2 separate regions of the Homo sapiens genome follow, and region 2 is linked to region 1. Evidence: chromatin contacts called from ENCODE Hi-C or POLR2A ChIA-PET data. All regions are on one chromosome and are shown on one strand. The core of a region is the stretch at or near the end of the contact, and the rest is flanking DNA. Distances in the headings are between cores, read along the strand shown. Region 1 holds the start of RUSC2 (RUN and SH3 domain containing 2). Region 2 holds the start of NPR2 (natriuretic peptide receptor 2).

Region 1 (5,100 bases), core at 160-2,659:
GAAATCAGAGGGATCCTAACCTGGCTCAAAACAGAAGAGAAACAGTGGCTGGCCATACAGCAGGACGGGCATAACTAACAGAATACCAGGTATACTGTTTGGATCTGCTCTTCCTTCCATTAAGCCATCCACCACTGCTTAATATCTAAGGAGCCGGCTAAGAAAATCCAGTCACTACTTTTATTTGCTAATACTTTGAGCCCCAGTTACAATAATGCCACTACTAATTAGGTAACTACTTTCTACCTTATCAACTCCTACAGCTTTCCAGCCATTGTTTCATCCCTCAGCGATACCACCTGCTTCCGCGTGGAACCCAAACCCCCAGGAAACTAAATCTGCTCAGGTCACCCACCTAGGAATAAATAAAAACAGGTTTCAGGCCCTTTGTCCTTTGTAAATTCCGCCTTTTTTTTTTTTTTAAGGCCTGTGTTCTTTATCACGGACACTGTTCACATAGTGGTAATCCTTGCCTGACTCAGATCTACTTGTTCCTGCGTTTCATTCCTCCGCTGCTCAATTACTTGTTCAAAACGCAAAGGACAACTGGTAGTGAAGACCCTCCACCAGCAACACTACCATGTGCCAGGCACCGTGCTGGGGACCGGGGATACAAAGATGAGTAGTGTACCGTCCTTGCCCCCAGGACAGTTCCCCGTGTCCGCAGGGCCGGCCTGGAGGGCCACAGCCAACTGTGGGCAACAGGATCACCGTGCCCTTCGCGGCAAGTGAGTGCAGTAGTAGGGGACGGTTACTGCCAAGCCAAAGGTTTTCTCCAGGTAAAACTGGATGACAGAGAGACAGAGACTGAAGCAACGCCGGCGCCGGGCGGATAATAAAGGGAGGCAGGGGCTAAAAGGGTGGAGGGAGCAGAGGACCCGGCCGGGAACTGGCAGTAGGGAGGCCCCCGCTGCAGTCGCCGGCCTGGGTGCCGGGCGGCCACGCTTCCCCAAAGCCGTCACAGGGACTTGGGGTACCAAGGTGACTACTGGGCGCGAGTCGTTTTGTGGGGGGAGGGTGTCCCCAAGGGGGCAGTTTGAGGAGACGGTTGGGGATGCATCTGGGGTGGCGCCCAAAGGGACGGTGGGTGCTGGGTGTTTGAAGGTCCGGTGGACGCAGAGCTGAAGGGTCAGGAGAAGGCCAAGGGTCAGAAGGGCTGGGGACGAGGTCTGCCCAGGGGGTCGGGGCGGACGCAGAGGGCGGGTGCAGCCGAGGGGGAAGGGCTGAAGGGAAGGGCAGGCGCTGAAGGCACATAGGTGGGAAGACAGGCCCTCCCCTAAGGGAGACCTTGGAACGCGGGGCAGTGGGTCTGTGGGACCCTGCCCGCCTCCGGAGAGGCGTTCCTACCTCGTTTCTCGCCTCAGCCTCGTCCTTCCGCGCCGGCGGCGGCGGCGGCGGCGGCGTGTCTCGCCCTCCAGGGGTCGCGTTGCAGGCTAGAGGCGCCGGCGGCCCCTCCCTCCGGGCGGGTTGGAAAGGCCGGCCCCTGTCGGCGTGGCGCGATGGTCCGATCTGGGTTGCCCTCAGGCCGCCCCTCCGGGCGGCGCGTTGGTTCGGTCCGCCCGGCCTAAGGTGCTCGCCCCCTCCCCGGCTCCCGCAGCGATGGGCGCAGCCGAGTCACGCGCAGAGCTTTCCCGCTAAGGGAGCGGAGAGGCTTCCGCCGTGGCCCAATCTTCTGCGGCCCGCGCCCGCCCCCGCGGGGTGGTGCCTGGCGACGCGCGGCTCCCGGGTGCTGGAACCCAGGGAAACCTTCCGCGGGCCTCCAGGGCCGGTGGGTGTGAGTCCCAGCTTCGCCTGAGGCGGCGGTTCTCAACGCTGGCTTCCCAGTAGAACCTAGTGTGGAAACTAACCAAACAACAGAAGGAGGGCTGACCTCACACTGGACCGACTCAGAACCACTGGGGTGGAGTGGGGTGGGGTGAGGTGGGGTTGGCCTCCAGTGCATAGCCAGGGTTCGGAACCCCTGATGAAACGTAGAACCCATGCGCCCCCTGCCCTTCAGGGCCGGATGTGTGGGGGACATGGAAGATGCCTGTGTGTGACTCCTGCTGTTTACAGCCAGAGGGGGATGGGGCAGGCAGTCCTGCAAATGTTATGGGAAACCCACTGTATTAGTCCGTTCTGACACTGCTATGAAGAAATACTATGAAGGAAAGAGGTCTGACTCACAGTTCCGCATTGTTGGCGAGGCCTCAGGAAGCTTATAATCATGGCAAAAGGCAAAGAAGTAGCCATCCTTTTCGCAGGGTGGCAGGACAGAGTGAGTGCAGGCAAGGGAAATGCCAGACGCTTATAAAATCATCAGATCTTGTGGGACTCACTCACTGTCACGAGAAGGGCGCAGGGGAAACCAGCCCCATCATCCAATTACCTCCACCTGTTCCCGCCCTTGACACAGGGGGATTATGGGAATTACAATTCAAGATGAGATTTTGGGTGGGGACACAGCCAAACTGTTACAGGTAGTTAGGCATGAGCGGGGCAGGAGAGGGTTCTCCCCTGCTACCCACTAGGGATGTTGGGTGATGGTTCTGAGGCAGGAGAATAGGGACTGGAGGCAGGGAACCTAAGACTGGTTCATGCCAACTTCCTGGAACTAAATTGAAAGGAAAACCCTAACTTTCCACACCTAAGTAACAAACCCCCCACCCAACTTTTCTGCCCAGCAGATGGGAAATTGGCTATCTGCAACCAATTAGACTGACTGCAGCCGAGTCTAACTTTGCATAGAAGTATAACTTTGTAACTTCACCCTAGCCTCTGATTGGTTGCTTCTTGCAACCAATCAGATGTTTGCACAGGTGTGCGACCTTTGTAACTTCACTTCAGCCTCTGCTTGGCTGCTTTCTGCAACCAATCAGACTGATTGCAGGCTACGAATTCATTTACATGAGGTGAGCATGAAGTGGCGGGTAACTTCTAGGGGGTATTTGGACCCAAGAAGATTCTGTTTCCTGGCCCTTGAGCCGCTGCTCCGGCTGCTCCCACACTGTGGAGTGTGCTTTCGTTTTCAATACATCCCTGCTTTCCTTCTTTTGTTCCTTCATTCTTTCTTTGCTTTGCTGGGCGTTTTGTCCAATTCTTTGTTCAAAACGCCAAGAACCTGGACAACTTGCAGTCAGACCCTCTACCAGTGACAGTTCCATAATTACCTCATTGCTTCTTTAAAAAGGATAATTCGGCTGGGCCAGGGAGAGGCCATTTCCTGATGGTCCACACATGTTAACATCAAAATGCTAATTGAATGCAGGCCTCAGGGAGAAGCAACTTTCTGGGCATGCGTGTTAAGAGACAAAAATGGTGACGTATGATCTCCTGGGGGCACCCTCCACCGGAAAACGGGAAGGAAAGCACTGCGCATTCGGGAAGCCCACTCTAAGGGAAGAATCATGGGAAAGAGGCCAGCCTGTAAAAGTCCTAGGATCTTGGTTAGGCACTTGACCTTCTCTCTTTAACCTTCACGTGCCCGCTTGGGTTTCTTCCAAGCGCACCTTCCTTTCTTTCCTGTTCTAAGGCCTTTTTAAATAAACTTCCATTCCTACTCTGGAACTTGCCTTGGTCTCTTTTTCTGCTTTCTGCCCCACAGTCGAATTCTTTCTTCTGATGAAGCAAGGACTAAAGTTGCTACAGACCCATAAGGATAGGCTGCAGGTAACTTGGGGTAACTCAGACCTCTTCCACCACTAACAAAACCATATCACCCATTGAGAAGACTCTTAGGCTAGACGCGGTGGCTCACGCCTGTAATCCCAGCACTTTGGGAGGCTGAGGCGGGCGGATCACCTGAGGTCAGGAGTTTGAGACCACTAGCATGGTAAAACCCCGTCTCTACTCAAAATACAAAAATCAGCCGGGTGTGGTGGCGCATGCCTGTAATCCCAGCTACTCGGGAGGCTGAGGAAGGAGAATCACTTGAACCTGGGAGGCGGAGGTTGCAGTGAGCTGAGATTGCGCCATTGCACTCCAGCCTGGGCAACAGAGCAAGACTCTGTCTCAAAAAAAAAAATAGAAGACTCTGTTCTAGGTTCCATACTCACTGAAAGAGTTAGAGACTGGGGTCACAGTCAAGGAAGCAGATAAATGTCAGGATATGTAGCTTGTCTTCAGGCTTCACAGAAGTGGTGTGAGCTGAATTTTGAAGAATGAGTGGGAGGTAAAGAGAGAATTGGCATGTGCAAAAGAACTGAGGGGCAAAATGACCAATGTGATTGAGAAGTGTGGGAGGCAACGGAGACAGCTGAGGAGAGCTGGTCAGGGTTTGGTGATGAAACGCCTATGACTACTAAGGAGTTGGGAGAGATACTGAAGGGCTTTATTGCAGAGGCAGGAATGACAAGATCAAATATGAATGTTAGAAATAAAGTTCTAAGGGCTTAAATAAGGGTGACATGGAGAGAGCTAGCATTGCCAGTGGGGAACCAATGAGGAATTGCATGTTTGCACAGTGTGATCCCCCAGTTAAATAGTCTGGGTTGGGGAATTAAGCCAAACCAGGCCAATTAGAATTACTTCTCTAAGAATTTGGAATTGGGAGACAAAGAGCTACATCTCTGCTCAGACTTAAATTGGACTTAAGGGTAATTTGGGAGCTATGCAGTAGTCATCTTCTACTTGCCCATTTGGCCTGAGCAGCATTGAAAACCAGTTTGCTGAGAAAGAAGATCAATCAGTTGCACACAGAGAAGCAAGTCTAGACACAAAAAGACTGCTCCCTAGGTTCTTGGGACCTTCCAGCAGCTGGTTCCACTTCTTTCTGAGGCCCAGCAGGATTCCTTCCCCAGGATCATGATGCATCCTTCTATCCATTCATAGGAATCTCATTTTTGGCTTCAGCGAGTGTGGGTTACTTCCTGTTGTTTGTGTTAAAGAATAACTTTCAAAAAGGTAAAATAATGAGCCTTATGCAAGTATTTTTATTTTTTATTTTTTGAGACAGGTTCTCTGTTACCCAGGCTGGAGTGCAGTGGTGCGATCATGGCTCACTGCAGCCTCGACTTCCGGGCTTCAGCGATCCTCCCACCTCAGCCTCCAGAGTAGCTGGGACTAAAGATATTTTTTGCATTTTTGGTAGAGACAGGGTTTTGCCATGTTACCCAGGCTGGT
Region 2 (4,854 bases), core at 1-2,500, 300 kb before region 1:
GGGGCCAGTGCGAACCAGGGTACGATAATGGTCATTCTTAGCCGAAAAACCAGAGGCCACAGCACCCGCAGTCAGCAGGGGAAGGCGCCAGTGGGAGGCAAAGCGGGCCACAGAGGCAGCAGGGTACACGCAACCGGGACCTAACAGCAGGTCGGGGTCATGGTACAGCTTGAGGTCCACAGCGCTCAGCGGTGCCAGGTACTCAGAGCAGGCGCCTTCCAGTTCGGAGCTGACAAACCGCAGGTCCACGGGCAGTGCCCGGCCCAGAGCCTCCACAGCTAGTGCCACAGCGGGTCCCACCCGTGGCCAGGCCCAGGCATAGCTCAGGTTGTGTTCTGGCAGCACCACCGCCAGCGTCAGGTTCCGCGCCCCGGGAGGACGCACCCCACCTGCCAGGGCTGCCACCAACAGCAGAAGTGATGGCAGCGCCATGGGGATAAAGCAGCAGCCCCACCGCCCCCAGAACTTGGGGCTGCTCTGGCCTACAGGGGAGACGCGAGCACCCCCCAGCCTGGAGCCTGGGGAAGAGGGCCAGGAAGAGGAGGAGTAGGCTAGGTAGGCTGGGATGCAGAAGGTGCTGGGGGCCGGGGAGAGGAGGGGGAGATGGGAGGAAGGCGGGGGGCGGGCAAGGAGTGGGCTACCAGCCTAGGGCAAGGACTGAGGACTGAGAACGGGGTGGCAGGGGGAGGGAGGGACCGAGGGGGCCTGCGGCCAGGATGGGGACAGTGCGAGGTGAAGAAGCCTGATAAATCTAAAGCTGAGAAGGAAAAGGGGATCTGGGACTGGGATGGGGTGGGGGTGGGGGGCGGGTGGTACAAAGAAACGGCCTGGGGGAACCTCACAGCTGAAAGGGCCGGGAGGGCAGGAGGGCGCTGCGCCACATAGGACCAAGGGGGTAAGGTGGGAGGGTGCCCGCGCCGCGGAAGGACTGGGATCATGGGCAGGCGGGGAGCGAAGCGAGGCCTGGGCCGGAGGGCAGGGGAAGGCAGGGGTAAATCTCCCTGTGAAGGATTCTCCCGGAGCTCCTGCTTGGACTAACGGGCCCGGGCGCTGGTCCCATCCGGAGCTACGGCGGCCCCGCCCGTGTCCCCGCTCCTCTCTGCTCCGCTTCTCCTGGGCCCTGGCGGCCGGCGCTGCCCGGCGCTTCCTCCCGCCCCCCGCCTGGGCCCCGCGCGCGCCGCTCGTCCGGGTCAGGTCGCCTCGGCCCGGCCCGTCTCCGCTCGCTGCGCCGGCGGCCGAGTGCGACTCCCCCGGGCAGGCCGCCCGCCCCCGCCCCTCCCCCGCTGCCTCTCCTCCTCCCTCCCGGCCCCACCCTCCGGCGCCGGCTGCCTTCCCCCACCCCCCACCCGGGCGCTCGGGACCGCCAGGTCCCAAACCCACCCCGGTGAGCACTTGGGGGCTCCGCACCAAGGCCTCGCCGGCCAGCAGGGTTCCCGGGCGCTCCCTCACTCTCAGGGCCTACCCTGGTCTCCCCCACGCCCCTGGTCCCCCTGCCGCCCCTCCTTCCATTTCCATCTCACACACGCCAGCGACCCCAGGGTTTGTCCTCTCCCCCTCGCTCAGCCCGTTCTTCTTGGGTCTCCCCTCTGAACTCCCTGAGTCCCTCAGTGGTTCCAGTCTCCAGGAAGCAGTCGAGGATCCCCAGACGTGTGGTATCCTCACCAGCCCCCTCACCTAGCAAACCATAGCGCCCTCCCGACGGCAGTGCGGCTTACTCCACCGCGGACCATGCCCGCTCCCTGGACGGGCCCCTCCAGCAGCCAGGGGCCCCTGCTGTACACTTCCCACCAGTCCTTAGAAAGTCCACGAGGCTCCTTCTTGCTTGGGACTCAACTCTCGGCCCCCCGCTGTCTCCATGCCCCCTGCCCTCCTCGTGTCCTCAGAGGCCCACCGCAGCCCGCCCGGCTTCCTCCGCACCATCTGCTCAGTCAGGGCCTCGATTTTCTTTTGTCTCCTGCACAGCGCAGGCTGGCGCCTGGGGAAAGCCTGTAACGGACCGGCGGGACACTCCCCGCAGTGGAAGCCCATCCACGCTCTCCTGGGGTTCCACCTTGCTCCCAGCTTCCCTTAGGAAGCTCTCCCTAGGGCCCTCATATCTGGAGTGCCAATCTGACCCCAAGAACAGCTTGTGAGGGATGATCTCATGGTGGCTGAGAGGGACTGCTATGGGACCTTGGGGATTTTTCTCCAACTGTCATAAAGGACATGCACATAAGCCCATTCTCTGCCCGCGCTAAGAGCCACGGTTTCTCTCCCCCCTTCAAGCTATTTCTCCAGAAATCACAAGCTAAGAGCGCTCCTGGAGCCCTGGAGTGGGGTGGGAGTGTATAGGGCGAGGACGGGCATGGTTTCCCTGAGATGAAGGCGACACCTAGTGGTTTGGTGGGGGAAATTAAGGACAATGCCACTTTATCCTTAGGCACGATATTTATTGAACACCGGCTGCCTAGCACAAGCTGTACCTGTGAATACAAAGAAAGCCGAATGATACAGCCCTTACCTTTGAGGAACATGCATTTGCAATCCCTGGGGCACAGAGGCCAAGAGCAGGCCGTCCCTAACAATGTTCTTGCCTCAAGCCCAGTAGAGATGGAAGCCTCAGGACAGCTCCTTCTTTAACGCAGAGGGGTTGGTAACTCTAGTTCCAGGCTCCCAATACTGCAGTGAAAAGGAATTTTGTCCTATCTGGCCAAGGCAAAAAAAAAAAAAAGGAACAGTCAAAAGAATGACGAGACAACATGAGAAATACTTTAGACCAAGTCAACCAAATAGAATAGTTGATTTTTAAGCAACTACACATTGTTTTATGAGACAAGCAAATCCAAAATGACAAAATTCCTGAAAGAATTACAGAATGGCAGGGCTAAGAGGATCATATAAATATATTGTTTAGCCCTCTCATTTAAAGATAATTGAAAACCAAATCCCAGAGAGGAAGGTCGCAGTGTCCTTACTTGCTCCTCTCCCCCAATCCCACATGGCTTTTTAGTTGCAAAAGAGAGATTAAAATGCAGGTTTCATGGTCTCCAAGGAGAGGCTCTTTATAGATATTTTGCTGACTCATGGAACTTACTGTAGAAAGCTGTGCTTACAATATAATAGCCACCAAACCCAGGCAAGTCTCTCTGGAACACCTGCAGCCCTCAGTGAGGATCAGCCACCACTGTCACCCAGACTCCTACGCAAGTACAAGTGCATCATATGTCATTATTCTGAACATTAAGGACTATTCTTCATTATGTTAGGGATTAAACATTCAAGCATCTTGCCTTTCCCTTTTCCTCCCAGTTGGCCAGTTAACTAGAAAGTAGGAAGGGGCCAGGCACGGTGGCTCTTGCCTGTAATGCCTATAATCTCTATTAAAAACCAAACAAATCAATCAGATATGGTGGCACGAACCTGTGGTCCCAGCTACTTGGGAGGCTGAGGTGGGGGGATCGCTTGATCCCAGAGGATAGAGGCAGCCTGGGTGACAGCAAGACCCTGTCTCAAAAAAAAAAAAAAAAAAAAAGGAAGTGGAAGGAGCCTGGTGCAGTGGCTCACGCCTGTAATCCCAGCACTTTAGGAGGCCAAGGTAGGAGGATTGTTTGAGGTCAGGAGTTCGAGACTAGGCTGGCCAACAAGGTGAAATCTCGTCTCTACTAAAAACACAAAAATTAGCTGGGCGTGGTGGTGGGCACCTGTAATCCCAGCTACTTGGGAGGCTGGGGCAGGAAAACCGCTTGAATCTGGGAGGCGGACATTGCAGTGAGCAGAGATCGCGCCACTGTGCGACAGAGCAAGACTCCATCTCAAAAGAAAAAAGAAAGAAAGAAAGGAAAAGAAAACATAAGTAAAAACTAAAAATAAAATTTAAAAGACAAAAGGGAAGTGGGAAGGAGTGGGGAGATAAAAGATAAATCCCCTAATGAGGTTTTTTATTAACACACAGTGAAAGGCTTTTGGTGTTTATTTTTTCATGTTTGAGGGAAAGCTGAAAATATTAAATAAATGAGAACTTCGGTTATGTATATATCCCACTATCCAAGCTATCACTGCTGTCATTGATATGGGCAATAATATTTTGGCTGTATTTGGTGACCATGCTGCAATACATAGAAAACCTAGGAAATCTAGATTCTACTGGCCTAAGCAGCAACCAGCTAGGGTCCAACTTTCTCTTTGTAGCACTGTCATGGCCTTCTTCTAATCCACAAACAGATACCAGCTATAATTTCTTCTGGATAGGGTCAATCAACACCCTCTTTCTTTTTCTTTTTTTTTTTTTCTTTTTTTGAGACAGAGTCTCACTCTGTTACTCAGGCTGGAATGTAGTGGCGCAATCTCGGCTCACTGCAACCTCCATCTCCCAGGTTCAAGTGATTCTCCTGCCTCAGCCTTCCAAGTAGCTGGGATTACAGGCGCCCGCCACCATGCCCAGCTAATTTTTGTTTTTAGTAGAGACAGCGTTTCACCATGTTGGCCAGCTGGTCTCGAACTCCTGACCTCAAGTGATCCACTCGCCTCAGATTCCCAAAGTGCTGGGATTACAGGCGTAAGCCACCACGCCCGGCCCCAAACACCTTATTTCTGATCCAGAACTAAACTGCAGAGCATCAAATTGGCCAGCTGCTAGAATCTCCTATGGTTTCCAAGCTGCCCTGTCCCTTCTTCAAAAGAAATCCTAATCCTGGTTACACTCAGGCCAAAGGTGCCTCAAGACCCTAGTTGAGCTCTGCAACCACCATGGGATTCGGGCTCATGCTAATTTTCGTGATAGGCTCTGATGCCCCAAACTGACAGCATTAAACGTTTTATAACAAACCTATTTGTGCAGCTGAATCTGGATCCTCAGGTTTGTTCTACACCAGATCA

Evidence for each region. A loop is a pair of places that touch in the nucleus more often than their neighbours do. ChIA-PET counts read pairs that join two places held with the same protein, here RNA polymerase II (POLR2A). Pooled maps may share reads with other maps.
Region 2: a loop to region 1 is called in a pooled map, with 2.0 times the contacts of the local background. The contact joins the promoter of NPR2 here to the promoter of RUSC2 in region 1. A Hi-C loop is called at or near these places in 1 of 168 maps with a recorded cell type or tissue (mammary epithelial cell) and 4 of 50 pooled maps. POLR2A ChIA-PET finds 5 or more read pairs at or near these places in 1 of 52 experiments (BJ).

Annotation. Positions count from the first base shown.
Region 1 is chr9:35,486,420-35,491,519 of GRCh38, reverse strand. It overlaps RUSC2 (RUN and SH3 domain containing 2), which reads right to left and starts at 1,409. Exons shown (of 12, transcript NM_014806.5): 1 at 1,348-1,409. LOC105376026 (a long non-coding RNA gene) reads left to right here. Exons shown (of 2, transcript XR_929580.4): 1 at 1-89; 2 at 264-401. RefSeq lists a silencer at 1,441-1,740.
Region 2 is chr9:35,787,987-35,792,840 of GRCh38, reverse strand. NPR2 (natriuretic peptide receptor 2) reads right to left here and starts at 1,250. Exons shown (of 22, transcript NM_003995.4): 1 at 1-1,250. The coding sequence starts at 432. It also overlaps a transcript of RGP1 not described here.